Linked DNA regions of Homo sapiens: region 2 is linked to region 1. A link is a contact called in ENCODE Hi-C or POLR2A ChIA-PET data. All regions are on one chromosome and are shown on one strand. The core of a region is the stretch at or near the end of the contact, and the rest is flanking DNA. Distances in the headings are between cores, read along the strand shown.

The links. A loop is a pair of places that touch in the nucleus more often than their neighbours do. ChIA-PET counts read pairs that join two places held with the same protein, here RNA polymerase II (POLR2A). Pooled maps may share reads with other maps.
Region 2: a loop to region 1 is called in a pooled map, with 5 times the contacts of the local background. The contact joins the promoter of TMEM256-PLSCR3 here to the promoter of DHX33 in region 1. A Hi-C loop is called at or near these places in 1 of 50 pooled maps. POLR2A ChIA-PET finds 5 or more read pairs at or near these places in 2 of 52 experiments (IMR-90 and activated naive CD4-positive, alpha-beta T cell).

The regions. Positions count from the first base shown.
Region 1 is chr17:5,466,325-5,470,354 of GRCh38, forward strand. It overlaps DHX33 (DEAH-box helicase 33), which reads right to left and starts at 2,658. Exons shown (of 12, transcript NM_020162.4): 1 at 2,247-2,658. The coding sequence starts at 2,535. DHX33-DT (DHX33 divergent transcript) reads left to right here and starts at 2,768. Exons shown (of 3, transcript NR_135644.1): 1 at 2,768-2,815; 2 at 3,590-3,670; 3 at 3,768-4,030. RefSeq lists enhancers at 1,710-2,292, 2,082-2,301, 2,682-2,751.
Region 2 is chr17:7,401,760-7,406,080 of GRCh38, forward strand. It overlaps TMEM256-PLSCR3 (TMEM256-PLSCR3 readthrough (NMD candidate)), which reads right to left and starts at 2,372. Exons shown (of 10, transcript NR_037719.1): 1 at 2,241-2,372; 2 at 1,899-1,930. It overlaps TMEM256 (transmembrane protein 256), which reads right to left and starts at 2,338. Exons shown (of 4, transcript NM_152766.5): 1 at 2,241-2,338; 2 at 1,899-1,930; 3 at 1,551-1,631; 4 at 1,216-1,450. The coding sequence starts at 2,325. The coding sequence ends at 1,307. It also overlaps a transcript of NLGN2 not described here. RefSeq lists an enhancer at 2,147-2,326 and a silencer at 2,817-3,146.

The DNA.
Region 1 (4,030 bases), core at 1,408-3,907:
ATTAAATGCATTTCCAACTTAGGATATTTTCAACTTATGAGGATGGGTGGATTCATCCACACATAACCCCATCCTAAATCGAGCAGCATCCATAAAGTTTCTCTCAGCTTCCCTCCTTTTTCCTCAAAACAGAAGCCTCTTCCCCCTGCTTTCAGCCCTCAGCTCAATGACAAATCAGCTGTTACCCACACAGCTTTGTTGAAATAGCTCTCGATGGGATGGATCCACGATCAATAGTGTCAGAGATAGTCTGTGAAAGTCATGAAAAATTTTATGAGAGGAAATGTATGCAAGAAATGTTTTACAATTTAAAAGTGATTAGGCCTCCTGAATGCTTTATAAAATGTCACCATAACTCTTAGCTGTAGAACTTGCCTGCTTTGCAGCTAGGTAAAACCTAGGACACATGGAGCTAAATGCTGAAATAAGCCAGACCTTAACTGCACTTCTGTCTAAGTCCTAGGCTGTACACCTAGCACATAATTAAAATCCCGAACTTACCAAGGTTTTCAACAAAGGTAAAGGTTGCTAAAAGTTAACAGTGTAACATGTATTTAAAACTATTGAAGAGACACTTTATGTGCAAGGTGTGTAAGGAAAGTAAAGTACACTTTCGGTAAAAAGATTATCAGGAGGGATAAGAATGCACATTTTTACCTACGTTAAAAGGTTAAATAATTGTTTTGAGGGGGCCAGGTGCGGTGGCTCACGCCTCTTTCTATATCAACCAATCGGGCCTAGTAAAAAGCGCTGCTAAAAAACGTAAAGAAAAGGCTAAAAAGCTAAGGGAGTACCAAAACCACCAAATGGACTCTTGGTTTGAAAACAAAATCATAGCATGGGTCATCCCATTCCTGGGCCCTCTCCTAATAATATGCCTGGAACTAATGTTCTTACCCTGCCTAATTAATCTTTTTCAAAGATTTTTAACTGACAGGATCATGGCAATTTCACAAACAACTACCCAAAAACATCTACAGACGGCATTGCTCCTAGTCAACCCGAGACCAGGAAACTCTCCATCCCCTCGTTGCAGGAAGTAGCCAGAAAGAACATGCCGTCCCTCCTCCTTTTTATAACTATAGGGTCTGGATTGACAAAGCAGGAACATCACCATCTTGGACAAGCCCCTCATTCAAAAGTTCACCTTAATAAAAAACCGCCTAAATCCAAAAGGTATCAGCCTAATGGCTAAGGTCAGCACGACCATAAACCACAAATAACATCTCCAGCCAGAAACATTCCAAACTCCTCCCCGACCAGAGACATGTTAAGGGATAACCCCACTCTGGCCGGGAATATGCCAGCCGGGAATATGCCAGCCGGGAGATAAACCCCCTCGGGCCGGAAAAATGTCTGCCCCAAGATAACATCCCCTGCTCCCAAAGAGTCCAACCCTGCCAAAAACTTCTCCACACATATAAACATTCCAAGCTTGTGATAAGCCCCCTCACCCTAACACCAATATATACTCTTAGTCTGTAAGAGAAAGGGCTCCTGACCGAAATCGGCCAGGAGCGCCTCTCAGGTTTTAACTAAAGAAAAGCTGTCTTTAACTGCCAGCCGCGTTTCGTGTTTCTTTCCTTTTTCTTTAACTCTTACAAATAGCTCACATCCAAATCCAGTGGGCATCACATCCAAGTCCAGTATAACCGGACTTGACTGCTGCATCTGCTCACTCTCTATTCCTTTGACTAGCAGCACTCATGGGTCTCCTTCCTCTCTTTGGCTGCTCATCCTTTCCGTCCTTCAGTATCTCCTCTAACACGTTGGGGATCATAAGCCCCATGAAATCAGTCCCTGCCCCACAACTCTGCCTCTTTTCATGCACCAGAAACTACACCTTCCCTTTCGACCGGAATGTGTTCAGGTTCCCATCTCTCAAACGGGCTTTCCCCCCTGCCTAGAATGCCCTCCCTCCCACACGACCTCCCCAGCCGCCTCCTCACAAACCGGGTCAGATCCACTCTTCTAAGATCCGCAAGCCCCCGGTACGTTTCTCTACCCTTTTACGCGGAAGGTGAGTCTTTGCCTACACACGTTGGTCACTCTCACCGGGCTGTCCAGCGCCTCCAGGGCAGGGCTGCCGGACTCTTCTTCGAGGCCCCTCTCCAGGTCTGGCCCAGAAAAGGTATTCAGGTTTGTTGAAGCCACGAACGAAAGGGATTGAGAGGCATGTAAGAAAAACTGCTCTAGCTAAGCCACGGACGAAGTGCAAGGAAGAGCCCGCCGGCGCGGCCACTCACCGATGAGGACCGCGTTGTCCAGGTTTCGGAGCTGGGCCAACAGTTGCCCCCGCGCTTGGAAGATGGGCAGACTCCGGCGCTGCAGCTCCACAGCTTCAGGGTAGGGACTGGCCGAGGGCTGGGCCAGGGGCGGCTGCTGCCTCCGGCCTCCTCCTCCTCCTCTGCCGCCGCTGCCCGCAGTCAGCAGCATCACCACTTGCCTCCCGGGAGGGAAGGACCCAGCGCGGCTCGGAGGTCCAGAGCCTGGCCGGAATCTCTTGGCCGGCGGGAAGCCCGCCTCCTCCGGCATGTCGGGAGGGCACCGCGGCGGGAGGCGCAAGCGCCGAGAGCTCCTGCCCCCTCTCAGGTGCAGACAACAGGAGCACACCGCCCCTTCCTCGCCGCCACGTGCTGGCGGCTCCCGGCGACCACCGATGACCTCACGGCCGCCCCAGTCTTTAGAAAAAGGGACTGCATCTCCCAGCATGCCTTGGGGGCTTGGGAAGGCTTTCACTTCCTGGGGGTGGGAAAAGCAGGGCCTGAGGTACAACCAGGAAAAGGCCCGGAGCTACAACCGGGAAACACAGGATGTAAGGTTCCGTGGGACTGTAGTCTTGGTTAACGAGGTTTTTCTCATTGTTTTATTTTTTTTTTTTGAGATGGAGTTTCGCTCTTGTTGCCCAGGCTGGAGTGCAATGGCGCGATCTCGGCTCACACTGCAACCTCCGCCTCCTGGGTTCAAGCGATTCTCCTGCCTCAGCCTCCCAAGTAGCTGGGGTTACAGGCGTGCGCCACCGGGGCCCGTCTAATTTTGTATTTTTAGTAGAGACAGGGTTTCTCCATGTTGGTCAGGCTGGTCTTGAACTCCCGACCTCAGGTGATCCGCCTGCCTCGGCCTCCCAAAGTGCTGGGATTATAGGCGTGAGCCACCGCGCCCCGCCCATTGTTTTGTTCTAGTAGCATTACTTCTTTTCAGTAAACCCGCGTTTTCCCCTTCTCTGTCCAAATAACAGTCACTCTTCAAGGAAAGTACTTAATTCTGTAAAATCAATGAGAAGCGCAAACGTGCATTGTCTAATCCTCTAAACAACTTATAAGTTATGTGGTATATACTGGTTATTAGATTATCTCTAATTTACAGATTAAGAAATTGAGTCATCTTAGTCATTCAGATGTCCCCAAATCATAATTTTGTGATCATCTTGTGTTACAGAAAGGAAAACCAATTCTGATATACATGAATTTAACTCAGAAAATGACTCCTCCAACGGATGTGGTCGCCTCCAGTAATACAAGCAGAGAAAGGAGGGAGTTCAATGAAATTAAAATTGTCTTTTATCTTTCCTTTCCCCCAACCATTCCAGCCAGACTCTCAAGTTCTCTACATGGCTGTGCAACCCCATCACAGACACTTCAGTGAAGATTCAGAACTGCAGCAGAAAAAAGTAGGATTATAACTAGTTCTTCCTTACCCTCCTAAAAGTTCTTAGATGATTTGCTAATTTACCACGGAGAATGCCAAGTAGCTGTTTGCTCTTACAGGAAATGTGATTTCCAGAGAATACACCGTAAGCTTCAGCTCATGTGAAGGGTATCTTCTGAAGCTCGTTTCCATGAAACTCGCCCTGTTAAATATCTCCCTTCCCGTGATTCGTGAGAGAGCTAGTCTAAAAACAAAAAACCTCCCCTTTGCTCCAGGTCGGAGATAATTTTCCTCTAGTTGCTGACAGTTTGGTGACCAGGCATTACTGAAAATGTGCACGTTGAACCAGCAGCAGATTTGTGTTTAAGAATAAACTGACAAA
Region 2 (4,321 bases), core at 1,122-3,621, 1.9 Mb after region 1:
ATGCTGTGACTGCCACTCCAGCCTGTCCTGCCACCTTTTCTCACTCCTTTCCTACCTAACTCAAACTCAGCCCACATTGAAGACTCCTGCTTCTCCAAACCCCTCCCCTCTCCATCTTGTTCTTTGTTCATTGTTTCTTCCATACAATAGAGCTCCTTTAAGGATCATCTCAAGCATTGTGACACATTTTCTGATCCCCAATACATGATCTGTCCCTGCTTTGAACCCCAAAGTATTTTGTAACTAATGACACTCCTATCCTGCCTTGCCTTAATCCTCACTTCTAGAGTAAGTGGGTGCTGATAACAACAGGGCTGAAAACCATGACCCTATAGTAATTTTTTAAAATCCCAGTACTTTGGGAGGCTGAGGCGGGTGAATTGCTTGAGGTCAGGAGTTCAAGACCAGCTTCGCCAATATGGTGAAACCCCATCTCTACTAAAAATACAAAAATTAGCCAGGCATGGTGGCATGCACCTATAATCTCAGCTACTTGGGAGGCTGAGGCAGGAGAATCACTTGAACTCAGGAGGTGGAGGTTGCAGTGAACCAAAATCGCACCACTGCACTCCAGCCTGGGCAACAGAGTGAAACTCTGTCTCAAAAAAATAAAAATAAAAATAAAAACAGGCCGGGCGTGGTGGCTCATACCTGTAATCACAGCACTTTGGGAGGCCAAGGCAGGCGGATCACCTGAGGTCGGGAGTTCAAAACCAGCCTTGCCAACATGGCACAACCCCGTGTCTACTAAAAATACAAAAAATTAGTTGGGCATGGTGGCAGGCGCCTGTAATCCCAGCTATTCAGGAGGCCGAGGCAGGAGAATCGCTTGAACCTGGGAGGCAGAGGTTGCAGTGAGCCGAGGTCGCGCCACTGTATTCCAGCCTGGGCGACAGAGCAAGACTCCATCTCAAAATAATAATAATAATAATAATAAAATTAAAAACCTAGTATGCATCAGAACCACAAGATGAGCTTATTAAAATACAGATTCTCAGGCCCGAAAGAGTGCTTCAGTAGGAATCTGTGTTATTTCAAGCATTCTTTATGACTTTGATGCCCACCAGGGTAAGAACATTATAATAAGTTAACTTAAAGTGACCAGAATCCCCAGACCTAAGGCTCACTGATTAAGTCTTAGGAAATGGAGGGAGTTCAGAGGTTGAATCCCCACCCTTCGTCCTCCAAGAGGTTAGATGAACAAAGACTCCAAAGTTTATTTGCCTTTCCTTTTTAATCCTCTTCTTACTCCAACTCTTTAAAAAAAAAACTGCCCAGAAAACCCAGTAATTAAGCAAAAGGGAGCTCAAAGAGCCAAGGCAAGCCAGCCCAAGAGTAGCAGGGTCCCTCCCGCAGGGGCCAAAGTCTGGATGCTGGGGTCTCCACTCAGAGCCTGGTAGTAAAAGCTGGTGCAGAATAAGGTCGTTCCGGAAGCTAGCAATAACCCAGCCTGAAGGAGACACAGCACAGAAAACAGGATTGTTAAGAACAGGGCAGGCTGAGAGGGAGTGTGTGGGGCTTGGTCAGGGTTAGGCGCAGGGAAAGATTACCCAGAGTGGCTTTCTGCAATGGGGCACCCCTAACAGGGCCAGGCTGTGTAAGAAGTGGTGTTTGTTGGCCTTGTCAAACAGCTGTAAGAAAAACAGAAACGAAGGGATGTCGTAGGCAATACAGGTACTGAGATCCCCTGATGACACAAGGGACCAAAGTTCCTTCCCCCACCCCACCCTTGAAGTCCCAGCTTGATCCCAGGCCTTTGGCTTACAGAGCCTTTGGCCTTTGCTGCTCCAGAGATCCGCGGCTCGCCCCACCCTCTCCCCGCCCACTTCCCCCAGGGACCCCAGACTTTGTGCCTTCGTAGACCCACGAGTCAGGGAGCCCCAGCGCAGTTACTTCACCTCCTTCCCGTAGGCATCTGGGAATTGGGCGCCTGTGGAGAAAAGAAGCAAAGGTTAGCGGTCCTAGTGCCAGCCCTGACCGCCCCCAATCCGGGGGGACCCAGGTGGACATTGGCGAGAAAGGGCACCCCCCCCCCCGCCCCAGGAAGCTTCCGATTGGTGGGAACACGCTCGGGCAGTACTGGGAACCAATTGGACCCAGCTGGGGGACTTTAAAAGGTTTAGGGCTCCGCGGACTGTCTGATAAACGAGAGGCCGGGCACCTCCCATAGGTTACGCCCTTGCAGCAGACCCCAGAGGACGCCCCAAGTACAGTCCCATCTTCGTCCCCAGCCCCCTGACCGTGCGCCCCGTAGGAAGCGAAGCCTAAGGCCGCAGCTCCGGACAAGGCGCCCAAGCGGCGGAAAGCTGCAGCTGGCCCGGCCATAGCTGTAGAACAGGACGCACCGGACCAACGCCGCCCAGGCCACCCAAGAGGCCAGCCAATCCCGACCGCCCATGCAAATAAGGTTCACAGGCGCCCAATCCGGGCCGTGTTCATTTCAGCATTGCGCTCTTCACCCGCCTTTGTAAAACCGCTGCAGAGTGGCGAAGACGTCTGGCGGGCGGAGAAACCAGCACCAATTAGGAACAGAGGAGCTAAGCAGTGGGGGGGCGGGGTTGAGGGCGGGACTAGGGGGATTTGCGTCAAGGATTGGCCCACTTTCCAAGTTGATCGCCTCTTCGAACCCCCCACCCCCATGCTCCGGCCAATTTCCAAAGATCCCGGTCTTCTCTCAAAGTTCCGCCCCTTTTTCCACAGGCTCCTCCTGTTCAGCTTCAAATCAAACCCACTACCAAAAAGAGGCGGCCCGAAAGATAGCAAAGCCCCACCTATTGCCAGTAAACCCCGCCCACTGCACAAATGGCCCCTCCCCCATGTCTGAAGGCTCCGCCTTCTTTGTATGATGCCCCGCCCCCTGTAGTTAAGATATTCTCCCCCCCGCCAGCCCTCCGAGACCGCGAGAGCCCCGAGGGTGGGAGATCCGGGGGAATGTCTCCACCCTGCCCTGGCCCGCTACGTCCATCTGTCCGTCTGTCCGCTCCCGCCTCTTCCCACCATCTCCAATCCCCCCATTCTCCGGAGGGCGGGCGGGCAGGCGGGTGCGAGCGGGGGGTGCGAGCGGGGGGTGTGCGCCGCTCTCTCGGCAGGGGGCGGGGGAGGCGGCCGCGCGGTGACGCGCGGGGCTGCTGCGGCTGCTCCGCCGGCGGATCATCACTCTCGGGCTGGGATGGACGCGGGGCGGGCCGGCCCTGGCGCGCGGAGCCAGGAGTCCGGGCCTCCCGGCTGCTGAGCGTCCCTCGAAGCCTCCCCTCACCCCCGCCTTCCCTCCTAGGATCCGCGCTGACCCCCGCCCCGGGGCTCTGGACTCGGCTCCCGCCCTCCTCTGACTCCCCGGACCTCCCCCTCACGCCCGCCCTCGGGATCGACTAGATCCCTCCCCCTCCCCGAGGATTCCGGCTGGATCCCTGCCCCTGCACCGCGGATCCTGCGCTCCCGGGCCCCGGGCCCCTGGGGATTAACGTGGACTCCTCCTCCAGCACCCGATCCTTAGGATCCTCCGCCTGGACCGCCTTCTGGTCCCTCGAAGCCGGCCCACGGAACCAGCGGATCCTCAATCTAGTCCTGTCCCGTTGCCCCCTCCTTTCTCTATCGTCCCTACTGCGGGGTTCCCTGTTCTCGGGCTCCCCCTGATCCCATCCCCTAGCTCTCCTTTTCCCGGGGATCGACTGGATCCCGGCCCCGCCCCCCGGGGCTGGGGCGATCCCCCTCCCCCGCCGGGTGAGGCGCTGCGGGCGGGGGCTGGGCCTGCGGGGCCGCGGGGGCTCAGAGGCCGCCGCCCCCTCCCGAAGGCCTTTCGCCCCCCACTCGGAGCCCTGGATGGAGGCACCACGGCCCCAGGGCTGAGCCAGGTAGGACCTAAGCCGGGTCGGTGGAGGGGGCTGCGTGGCGGTCCACTGGGGTCTCCCTCTCCCCATCTCCCTCCCTGCGCCTGGTTTCCCCCAGCCTGCTCTGTCTGCGTGTCTCCGCCTAGGGATGCTCTCGCCGTGTCTCTGCGTCTTGGTCTCTTTGTCTCTGCCTCTCTCCAGTCCATGAATGATCCTTTGAATGGGCCCACAGACCCCGTGTGTTCCCATCTCCCCCTCCCCCTCCTTCTCCCCTTCCCAGCCAAGCCATTTTCACCACTGCAGGAAGGGGGGGCCTGCGGCCTGAGCCCCCGTCCCTCAACTCTCCCCGGCTGGGGGAGTCAGGCCTGGGCAGGAATGGAGAGAGAAGGCAGAGGGATAGGGAGAAGGAGGAGGGAGCAAGATGTGGCAGACAGAGATGAGGAGAGAAAATGGGGGAGACAGTGATGGGGAAAGACAGGAGAGAGAGACAGAAG